2 separate regions of the Homo sapiens genome follow, and region 2 is linked to region 1. The links are chromatin loops, found by intact Hi-C in ENCODE. Cell type or tissue: Calu3. All regions are shown on one strand. Each heading gives the region's core, and the rest is flanking DNA. Links, peaks and the distances in the headings are about the cores only.

The links. Hi-C counts contacts between places; a loop is a spot of excess contacts. Peaks named below come from ENCODE experiments on the same cell type or tissue, not always from the same donor. Only the 100,000 strongest peaks of a DNase experiment are listed, where the experiment ranks them.
Region 2: a loop joins it to region 1, with 5 times the contacts of the local background. A loop is called at or near these places in 16 of 110 quality-filtered maps.

The regions. Positions count from the first base shown.
Region 1 is chr4:89,303,175-89,308,397 of GRCh38, reverse strand. It overlaps GPRIN3 (GPRIN family member 3), which reads left to right and starts at 598. Exons shown (of 2, transcript NM_198281.3): 1 at 598-783. RefSeq lists silencers at 519-588, 599-648. In Calu3, for the core only: no CTCF peak of the experiment used is centred there; a DNase peak (open chromatin) is centred at 2,537.
Region 2 is chr4:89,432,344-89,437,566 of GRCh38, reverse strand. No RefSeq gene overlaps it. Among named protein-coding and RNA genes, the nearest start is that of GPRIN3, 130 kb to the right of the region's middle. In Calu3, for the core only: a CTCF peak has its summit at 3,025 (motif pointing right); no DNase peak of the experiment used is centred there.

The sequences.
Region 1 (5,223 bases), core at 1,024-3,523:
TGTACATTTTGCAAAACATATTACTTATCGGATGATCTTGCTTTCAGATCTCCACTGCACGTGGCTTTATTGGAAACCTTCTGCTAGAGTCTAGACTCAGCCATGGAGTCTGGTGACCTGTGGGAGGGAGCAAGGGCCAGAATGCCTGCTAAATCGCTCTGGGTCCCCAGCCCTCTTCCTTAATCCCTTCTTAACTTTCCATCTGTCTCTGGTCTCCAGGGGTGCAGAACCACAACCCACCAGACCCCTCCTAGCTCCCGGCCCGGCGCTCAGCAGCCTGGGCTGCAACACTTTCCCCCAGGACCGGGAAGGCGGGGGAGGGGGTTTGGAGGGGGCGGAGCTCGGCCTCCTGCTGCCGCCGCTGCTGCTGCCGCCGCCGCCGCCTGCAAAGCTGTCGCCCCTCTCTCGGATGCTCAGGCTGGGCAGCGCTGGACAGATGGGTACACCCCGGGCCTGACGGATGAACAGTCGGGCAAGTGAACTCTCACCTCCAAACTGGCTCTGCGCCCGGCGGGGGCGGCGGCGGCGTCTGCAGCCCCGCGGTGGGGGCAGCCCCCTCGGTCTACGCCCGACTGCTGCGCGCCGCCTCTGCTCTTGGCATAGTAATTTCAGTTCCTGAACGCACGGAGCTCGCTCCGGGACCGGGCTGAGAAGGACCTCAGCTCGCGGGCCCGCCGGAGCCATCGGTGTGGCGCCGAGAGACGGTGCTTGGGATATGCGACGGGAAGCCCCCGCCACAGCGCAGGCAGTGGCCCCGCCGCGCCGCGGAGCCGGGCAGAGCAGGTAGGAGACGCCCCCTGCGCACCTCCGCCTGGCGGCCAGCGCGGGGGACCGGAGCCTGGTGGTGTGCTCTGTAGGGATGCGGAAGGGATTCGGTCCCACATTTTGCACAGGGATCCTTTGCCTGTTGCTCTTGTCTCTGTCCCATCCTGCGCTCTAGGAGGGGCAGTCTTTCTCGCAGGTGATGAATTTCTCTGCAAGGTCATTGCTCTCTTTGGCTCTGGCTTTGAAGGTAAATGGGAGAAGACGCCTGCTGATCGTGGGCAGGGAAATTTATAATCAATCGGGTCTGCACACTGCGAATATCCGAATATGAGGGGTGTGTGTGTGTGTGTGTGTGTGTGTGTGACATTTGTCTCATTTTCCTATGCTTATCCCCTTTAAGGTCAAAACATAGAAATATATATTACATATGGATGTATGTATGTGTGTGTATATACACACACATACATAAATGCATATGTAAATAGGTTTTCTTGAGGTAGGCAGAAAGAAGAGGAAGGGCGGGCAGGGGTTGATAAAGGGAAATCGTTGTAGAGACATGTTCACTAATAGAGGCGAACTTTGGAACCACATTAAATCAGGGTAGAGACTAGAGGTGATAAACGGTTCTTTCAAGATGGGCTTTAGAAGAGGTCTGAAGGAGCCTGTCAGCCAACACACACAGAAGATCTTCATGCTCTCCAGGCAGATGGAAACGATGTAGGCATCATTTCAGACGCAATAATGGACAGTGAAAGAGGGAAAAAAGGAGAGGTACTTAATATGCCACTGGGAAGTGAATTTTGGGTGATGGGAAGGCATCGAATCCAGACCAGGTTTCAAGGGCTTTCTGGAGGGCCATTGGGAGAAATCACCGCTTGGGGTGTAGGCAGTTCAAGGTTAAGACGATGTGAATGTCCACAAAGCAGCCGAGGAGGTGGGCAAAAGGCAAGGGCTTGGAGGGGGAGGGGAGAAACAGAGCTCTGAGCAGTCACTCAAGAAGCACCCACCTTTGAGTAAGGTGTCTTCTTCCTCTTGGTTAAAGCGGTACTTGGGTATGCTCCATCTAAATATTTTCACAACACATTTGTTTAAAGATCCATTGGACTATGTTTTTATTTTGTTTTTGCAAGGTATCTGGGTCATGGTGGGACTAGAAGAAACTGAAGTGTTTACAACACCAGCAAGATTTGGGAGAGAGGGTTGATTAAGGCTTTGCTTCATGAAATATTTACACATCTCCTGCGTGGGCTTTTGTTTGCTCTTGTTGGTGCTGCTGCATATTTTACTTTGATAATGCTTTGAGTGTACTTCGCCCGAATGTGCTTATTTTCCAGTTATAACCTATTCTTTCTTTTCCCATTGTGCTCACCATTGGCCTGCCCTGAGTAACAATTGTGGGAATAAAGGTACATGAGTCACAGCCCAAAGCAGAAAATCTCTGCTGCTATCTGCAAAAGACAGGAGTTTGCGTTAGAGAATGTTCTTTTTCGAGTTTTTGTGTGTGTTTAGTTTTTCAAGTTTTGTGTGTCTTTAATCGAGGGAATAGGTTATTGATTCAAAAGAGAAAAAAAAAACAGCAATTGCAATTGCAGGCCTAGATGTTATATGATTGAAATTTATTTTGGAAACAGCAGAGGAACTCATGGAGAGCCATGTACAGTGTGTTGTGGTGTGGTGAGCCTTCACCTAATCACTAACTAGACTTCTACGAAAATGATTAGGACAAAATCACAAGTGCATCAGCTTCACATGGGAAGTAGAGGACTGAGGCGTTGTATGAGTCAGATCAGTGTCAATTGGAGGGCAGGCTGGATTCCAGCAAGCTGTTTTGAAATTTGAGTGTTTTAATTGCCTCAAAAAAATTGCCCAATATGCTTAATTATTTGTTCCTGCAACATTTTCTTAATTATGCCTCAACATACTTAAAAGACTATATTTAGATCCAGCTATCCTTCACTGTTTGAATTTCCAGTTGCAAAATCTGCAGCTTGCAGGAAACACGGAAATATTGGTCTTGGAATCACAAAATTATAAAATGTTGGGCTCAGAGAAGGAGGACACATGATTCTAGCCACAGCTCTTATTTGAGCTCTTTCATTGGCAGCTGCTCCTGCCCTTTATGCACTCATTCATTCACTTTTTCATGAATATATGTTGATATATTCAACATATATTTAATCCTGGACTGGACATGGTCCTAGATTGTGGAATAGAAGAATAAACAAGACATAGTCTCAGCCTGCAAAACTTGGGAGGGACACTGCCAGCAACCGCTGGTGGAGTGCCCTGACAGGGTGCTGTGGAGGCCAGGGTAGAGGTGGAGAGAATAAGGAGAGTTTCCCATGGACCTGAAAGATGAGAGGACCTAGCCCAGTGAAGAAGAGAGGGAAGGACATTCCTGGCACGGGGACCAAAATAAGCAGAGACCAAGGAAAATACATAGCTCCAGGTGGTTGAAAAACAGTGTGAGTACATAAAGATGGTAAGACGAGAATGGAGAGGGCAGCAGGATCCACCTACAAACTGAAGTCCAAAAGGCCTGCCAACTCATCTGGTCAGTAAACCATTTTATCTGGGTGATTTAGGTGAATGCATTCATTTTGAGGATCTATGGTATTCAGATTACCCAAATTTATATTCTTCAAATATCTAGAAATTATATTTACCTTAATTTACAATAGGCTGCTTAAAGGGGGAAAAGTCTTAATTATTTTTGGCTCAAATATTTCATCTACAAATGTCTACCACCTACTTTGCATATTAGAAAAATAAGAGAGAGAATGAGGGAATAGAGGTTTGAATTATGTAGAAATGAGTTATAAAAATTCAAGGATTCTTATTTTTATGAGAATAGGGCTCAGGGGAAAAGAATGACAAAGAGTGTATATTCTAAGTATTTATTTGTCCTAGATGACTCCAAAAGGCAAACATATGATAGTGTAAAAAACAGACTGAACAAACAAGTAACTCAGGAACACAGGCTAAACAGACCCCAAAGGCCACATACATTTTTAAAAATTATTTTTTAAATGAGAGAAATAGTTACAGTAATCCCATAGTAATCATTAAGTGCCCTTCAAGAATGGTGCTTTTCAAACTAGCACACTGTGAAGTCAGTTTAGTGAGTCTGATCAGCATTTTTATTTTTGAAAAATAAAATACTAAAACAGAAGAGTAAGTATTGTTCATGAAATTCCTTAAATATATATATACGTATGTGTGTGTGTGTGCAAGCCTGCATAATGGACTGTGATATAAAATGTATACCTCATTATACATCATTTTCCAAAAAGTCTGAAAGCTACTGCTTTAAGTGATACAAAGAAGAGATGTTCCCAGTTTGCAAGATGCCAAGAGCCGACCAAGAGATCTGACAGATCTGATAGACAAGCATTTTCCGCAATATTCTGAATAGCATAATTGCCTGATTGAGGAAGGCAAGACTTACAATTTAGTGAGTACATGGCAGTAAAGTCAGAGAGCAAGATCCTTGGGGACTGAATTAATCTGGAAAGGCTTCAAGGAGGAGGGGGATCTTGAGTTAGTTTATAAAAGATGGATGGACCTGGATGTGCAGTGAGGAAGGGGTGCTGATTTCATGTCTATAGAAGGAGGAAGCAAAGAATGAGGAAGTAATGGCAGTTATATTTAAGAATCATTTAGAAAAGAAGAAATAAATATCAAGTTGGAAGAGAACTGCAGTAGAATTTCTGCTTGGACTGAAATATTACATGAGTTACTTTTTAAAAAAATAAATTTCATTGTGTATATTTAAAGTATACAACGTGATGTTATAAGATACATACATACATATTTTATATATTTTTTATATATACACATATATACATATTTTATATTTTTTATATATAAATATATATAATGGTATACATGTATATACATAAAATGTAAAATGGTGACGGTGTCTGTAGTGGAACCAAATAACGTATACATCTTTTATATCTACTACTTTGTATCCTTTGACCTGGATGCCCCCTTTTCCTCCCCTGATCATCTTCACCCTGGTAATCACTGTTTTATTCTCTAGCTCTGTATATTTGACCTTTTTTGAGTTGTTAATTATTTTATGACTAAGATCTATTTTCCTAATACTGCTACTTTAAGAAAATCTAGCCAGAGTGGCCATAACATCATAAATCTGCCATTTCCTGCCATCTTTTTATTTATTTTGCAGTAATTTACTGGTTAGGCCTTGTTCAGTTGAATGTTACTGTTGAACTATTGACATTACGAGATACACCACATTGTGGCGTGATTATTTCATTTCTCAGAATGCAACTACAGTCGTTGGCACAGAAGGCCGAGGTGGTCATGTGAGGAACTGACAGGCTGTGAAGATGAACCAGATCGCTTGGTAGCCATGAACTCCTAAAGGAACGGCAGCATCTGCCATATTTTCTTTTCGTCAGTTGCTCTATGACTTGTCCATCTTCTTAGTTA
Region 2 (5,223 bases), core at 1,720-4,219, 130 kb before region 1:
TAATCCCAGGTACTTGGGAGGCTGAGGCAGGAGAATTGCTTGAACCTGGGAGGTGGAGGTTGCAGTGAGCGGAGATCAGGCCACTGCATTCCAGCCTGGGCGACAGAGCAAGACTCTGTCTCAAAAAAAAAAAAAAAAAAAGGAAGTCACACTACATGATCAGGAAATGTAAATCCTTCCTCCCAGTTGTGATAACAAAAATGTTTCCAGATATTGTCAAAATAGCCCAGTTGAGAACCATTGTTTTAGGTCTGAGGATAAATGTCACACCTCAGGGGTGTTTTCTGATATCCCCACCATCACTCACACCCTTGTGCTGTCCTGTCATAGCATGCATCCAAAATCATAATAAAAATTACCTGGGGCCGGGCGCGGTGGCTCATGCCTGTAATCCCAGCACTTTGGGAGGCCGAGGCAGGCAGATTATGAGGTCAGGAGATCGAGACCATCCTGGCTAACATGGTGAAATCCCGTCTCTACTAAAAATACAAAAAATTAGCCGGACTACACACCTGTAGTCCCAGCTACTCAGGAGGCTGAGGCAGGAGAATCACTTGAACCCGGGAGGTGGAGGTTGCAGTGAGCCGAGATCACACCATTGCACTCCAGCCTGGGCAACAGAGTGAGACTCCATCTCAATATATATATATATATATATATATATATATTTGGGGAGATTATTTGTTTACTTTTGGTCTTTTCCACTAGATTGTAAATTTATTGAAGGCAGAAACTACATCTGGGTTTTCCTTTCTTTTCTTTTTTGAATTACTATTTATTAGACAGATTCTCTCAATAAAAGCAATTATGCTTTAATATTTGTGAGCAAATAAATATTTGTTAAATAAATGAGAGTTCACTAAAGAAAAAGATACAAAAATATCATATCTAGCAGTTACAAATCTGAACTTGCCATCTTCTCCTATTTTGAGAATAACACTTAATTGTTAAGGGGCAGAGACGAAAACAAAAGGAAAGAAAAAGGAGGATGAAAGGAAGGAAAAGAGGAAAGGACCAAAAGCAAGCACCCCAGTGAAGTGTGGGGTTTTTCTCACAGGCCCAGGGAACTCTGTGGTGCAGAATAAACAGCACTATGGAGGAGGGAACCATAGCAGTCCTGCATCTAGGCGTGAATATGGCTGCATACTGAAACAGACGTGTTTGAGAGTCCAACTTTCCTAAGGTTGGAACTCTTTTGAATCAAATGTGAGACTTTCCCCAGGCTCCTCCTGCCTTCCTTGTTCCTGACACAGCTACTTTCTGGGAAGTCTTGAAATGTCCCTTAGCATTTCCAACTTTCCTCTAGCTTCTCCCTAAATGTAAAAACTGATTAAGCAATGGCTGACATCATCATACTGTCCTGGAAAATTTGTATTATTTTCTAGAGATGTATGTAGAATCGCTCTGGATGGCTCAGAATAGCAAGAGATGTTGCAGAATGTGCCCAAAAGGTACAATAGCATCTGTAGCAGCCATGCAACAGTTTCTAGTCAACAAATGATGCTGAGCTCTTGGTGTTTTTGTTTGTTTTGTTTTTTAAGTCATTTTAAAATGACAAATGTAATGCTCAATGCAGAGAACTTTGGACATATATGCAATAGAAATAAAGCAGAATAAAATCACCTATTAAATAAATCCAGCGATAACTACTCATTTTTGCGGGTGTGAGCTGTACTTTTATTAGATATTTTTATTACAGTTGTCTAAATATTGCTTAGAAACCCTTTTTTACTTGCTCTCAGATTTCTGCTCTTATTGGTATCAAATTTGAAACATTTATTTATAATTATTTATTGTTATTTAATTATACAATGATGCCTAATGACTAAGTCCCTGGCAGATCAGGGCTGATAAAAAATGCAAACACTCTCTTTATGGCAGCTTAAAATAGTCTAAAGAGTCATTATGACATTTTAATAATGTTTATTCTCAAATACAGTGGTATTGAATTAAACATTTAAAAAGATTCAGAAACAAACAAGAAATCCCAAAGAGCTTTCCTCAGAAGCTAATTTCAGTTCTGCTAACTCAGGCAAAAGATGGTAATTTCTTCAATCGTTTTAAATTCTGCAGTCATGGATTAGAAAAGTTCCCACATGTGTACTCTCATATCTAATATTTCCTAACTCTCTCATCCCCACCTCACCAGCTGCACACAATTGCCACATAAAATTATATTCTTCTTTCATTTACCTAAGACACTGTACATTGTTAATAAAATTGTCATAATAGAAAAACTGAAGCATCCTTAAGTAGTCACCTGTAATACCTTTCTGATTTACAAACTGGAGACCTTATGTAGTTAATTAACCTGGAATAGCTGCCAAACATTTTCTTTGATTGTGAATAACATAGGATCAACTCAACTTGATCTCTATTAGAAAGCACTCAGGCTCCTAAAAGAACCATAGTTTGCATCAACAAATAATTCCTCCTTGAGCTAACTCCAAATAATTTGACAGTAGGACATTATTTAATTTTTAAGGACTAAAAAGGTCTGTTAACCTTGTTTTTACAGTTCAATATTTTAAACAATATGTGTTGCTGTTGTCATTTTTAAATACACTCTTTTCATCATATTTGAGACTTCTGTAACCAAAGGTTTATTTGGTTACGATTTTCTCTTTCCCCTTTTCTCTATTTCAAAATGAACAGCTACTTTGTATCTTATGTAGCTTGTAGCATGAAATTCCACATATGAGTAATTATTTCCCTCCTGCAGGTATTAAAAAGAAATGTTAATCATAATTAAAAGATTACTGGCTTCATTTCCATAAGGCATTCACTCTAAGCAGTTAATTACAGAAGTGAACTCATCATGCATGTGCTTTTAAGTCCCATTTATAAGAAACTGAGCACAGCAAAAATTAGGTATGATAAAATCTTTGTAAAGCAATGCTTTATGTACTTATTCTTTTGCAAGCGCATTTACCCAAACCATCTTATGCAAATTTTGTTCTCAGCCATTAGATTGCTGACTTTTCTTTTTGTCCACTAGAGGTCTGCCATTCCTAACTTGAAAACATGCTGGCCTTTGAGAGTTAGTATACTAAGATCTGGAGCCTGCCTGAATATATCCATCATCTATCTTTCTATTCTTTCATTCACTGATTCATTAATTCACTCAACATTTATTCATCACTGCTGTGTGCCAGTCATGGTGCTACTTACAAAGGACGAGGGGATTGTCAGTTTCTTGCATCTGCCCTATCTTACTACGTTTTGTGCTGCAACAATAGAATACCTAAGACTGGGTGATTTATAAAGAAGAGAAATTTATTTCTTACAGGAGGCTGGAATGCCCAACATCGAGGGGCTTGCATCTGGTGATGGCCTCTTGCTATGAGGAGGTAGGAAAGGACAAACTCATCCTTTTATCAGGAACCCACTCTCGTGATAACCCACTCCAACGATAACAGCATTAATACATTCATAAGGGCAGAACCCTTGTGACCTATTCATCTCTTTAAAGTCTCAGCTCTCAACACTGTGGCACTGGGGATTAAGTTTCCAATACATGAACTTTGGGGGATGCATTCGTACCACAGCCTGCATCTTTCTCTATGTTTCCTTGTATATAAGGCTCTCTACTTCCTCTTACCTGCCCAGGCCCTTGTTCTATCAGGTATCTCTGAACCTCTCTGTATATCTTCATTTTTTGCTTCTCTTATTTGTCTTCCCCACTTGCTCATTAAGCCTTCCATCCTAATATCTTTCTTCCCTCTGATCTTCCTCTGGCTATTACTCTAAGTCTTGCCGCTGCTTCACAGATCATTCTTAACAGGGTTATCAGTGTTTCCACTCTCATCTCCCATTGCTCCTCTCACTGCAATTGGACTCCATGGAAGCTGCCTTAGTAAAACAATTGCCTGCTTGACGCCTTCTTTCTTTCTCGCCACACTGAATCACTTACTGAGTCCTGAGGACCTACCGCCTTAACAATTCCAGCATCTGACCATTTTCCTCCCTGCCTCACCTTCATCCAGGCCCTAATCATTTCTCATTAAATTACACCCATTACTCCCAACTGGCCTCACTGGCAACAACATATTCTCTACCCTCTGCCACAGTGATCTTACTACAGCATAAATCTAAACAAGTCCTCACCCTGCTGAGACCCTTTGATCACTCTGAGCCTTCAGAGAAAGCCCAGATCTCCCCTAAAGGACAAGAGCAGCCAGAGTCACAGGCCACTGCTGATCTCTCCCTTCCCCCAGACCTTTAGCCACACCAGGCCTCCCACTTGTCCCTGCTCGCTGGATTACTGTGGATTTGTGCACGTATTCTTTTCTCTGTGTGGGATTTCATCCTTTAGAGCAGCAGTCCCCAACTTTTTGGCACCAGAGACTGGTTTCTTGGAAGATAGTTTTTTCACTAATGGGGGTGGGGGTAAAATGGTATGGTTTGGGGGTGAAACAGGTCCACCTCAGATCATCAGGCATTAGATTCTCATAAGCAGCATGCAACCTAGATCCCTCACATGTGCAGTTCATAATAGGGTTCGCACCCCTATGAGAATCTAATGCAGCTGCTGATCTGACAGGAGGCGGAGCTGAGGCGGTAATGCTCACTGGCCTGCCGCTCACCTCCTGCTGTGCCACCTGGTTCCTAACAGGCCAGGGTCTATGGCACAGGGTTGGGGACCCCTGCTCTAGAGTACTTTCCTAAAGGGTCCATGAATAATAAATACTTAATCCTCATATGTCTAGAAGTGGCTGTATTTTATTCTCCCTTTTGAATGATAACTTCAATGGGAATAGAATGCTAGCCTGGAAGCTGTTTTTCTACTCTCCTTTGAAGATAAGAGTCAAATGTTTTCTAGCAGTATCGTTGCCTGCGAGAATTCTGTTATTATTCCTTGTAGATAACCTATTTCTTCTGTACTTGGTTTTTCAATTTTCACTTTTTTAAATTGTTCTGAAGTTTCATCCTTATGTATGCATGTAATTTGTATTTAGTTTTGCTGATTAGAAAGCATTGTGATTTTTAAGTCTGAGGAACTCTAGTCATTTTATTCTGGAAAAATTTGAGCTATCACCTTTCCTTAATTTTTTTCTCTTTTCTCCTCCTTTTACTCCAATGCTATCTTACCCATCCCTTACTCTCCCATTCCATGTTTTCGTCTCTTCATCACTCACTCTGATACATTCTGAGTAAGCATCTCAACTCTATCTTCCAATGCACTTGCATTTTCCTTTCCTATTTCTATTTTATTGCTTTAAC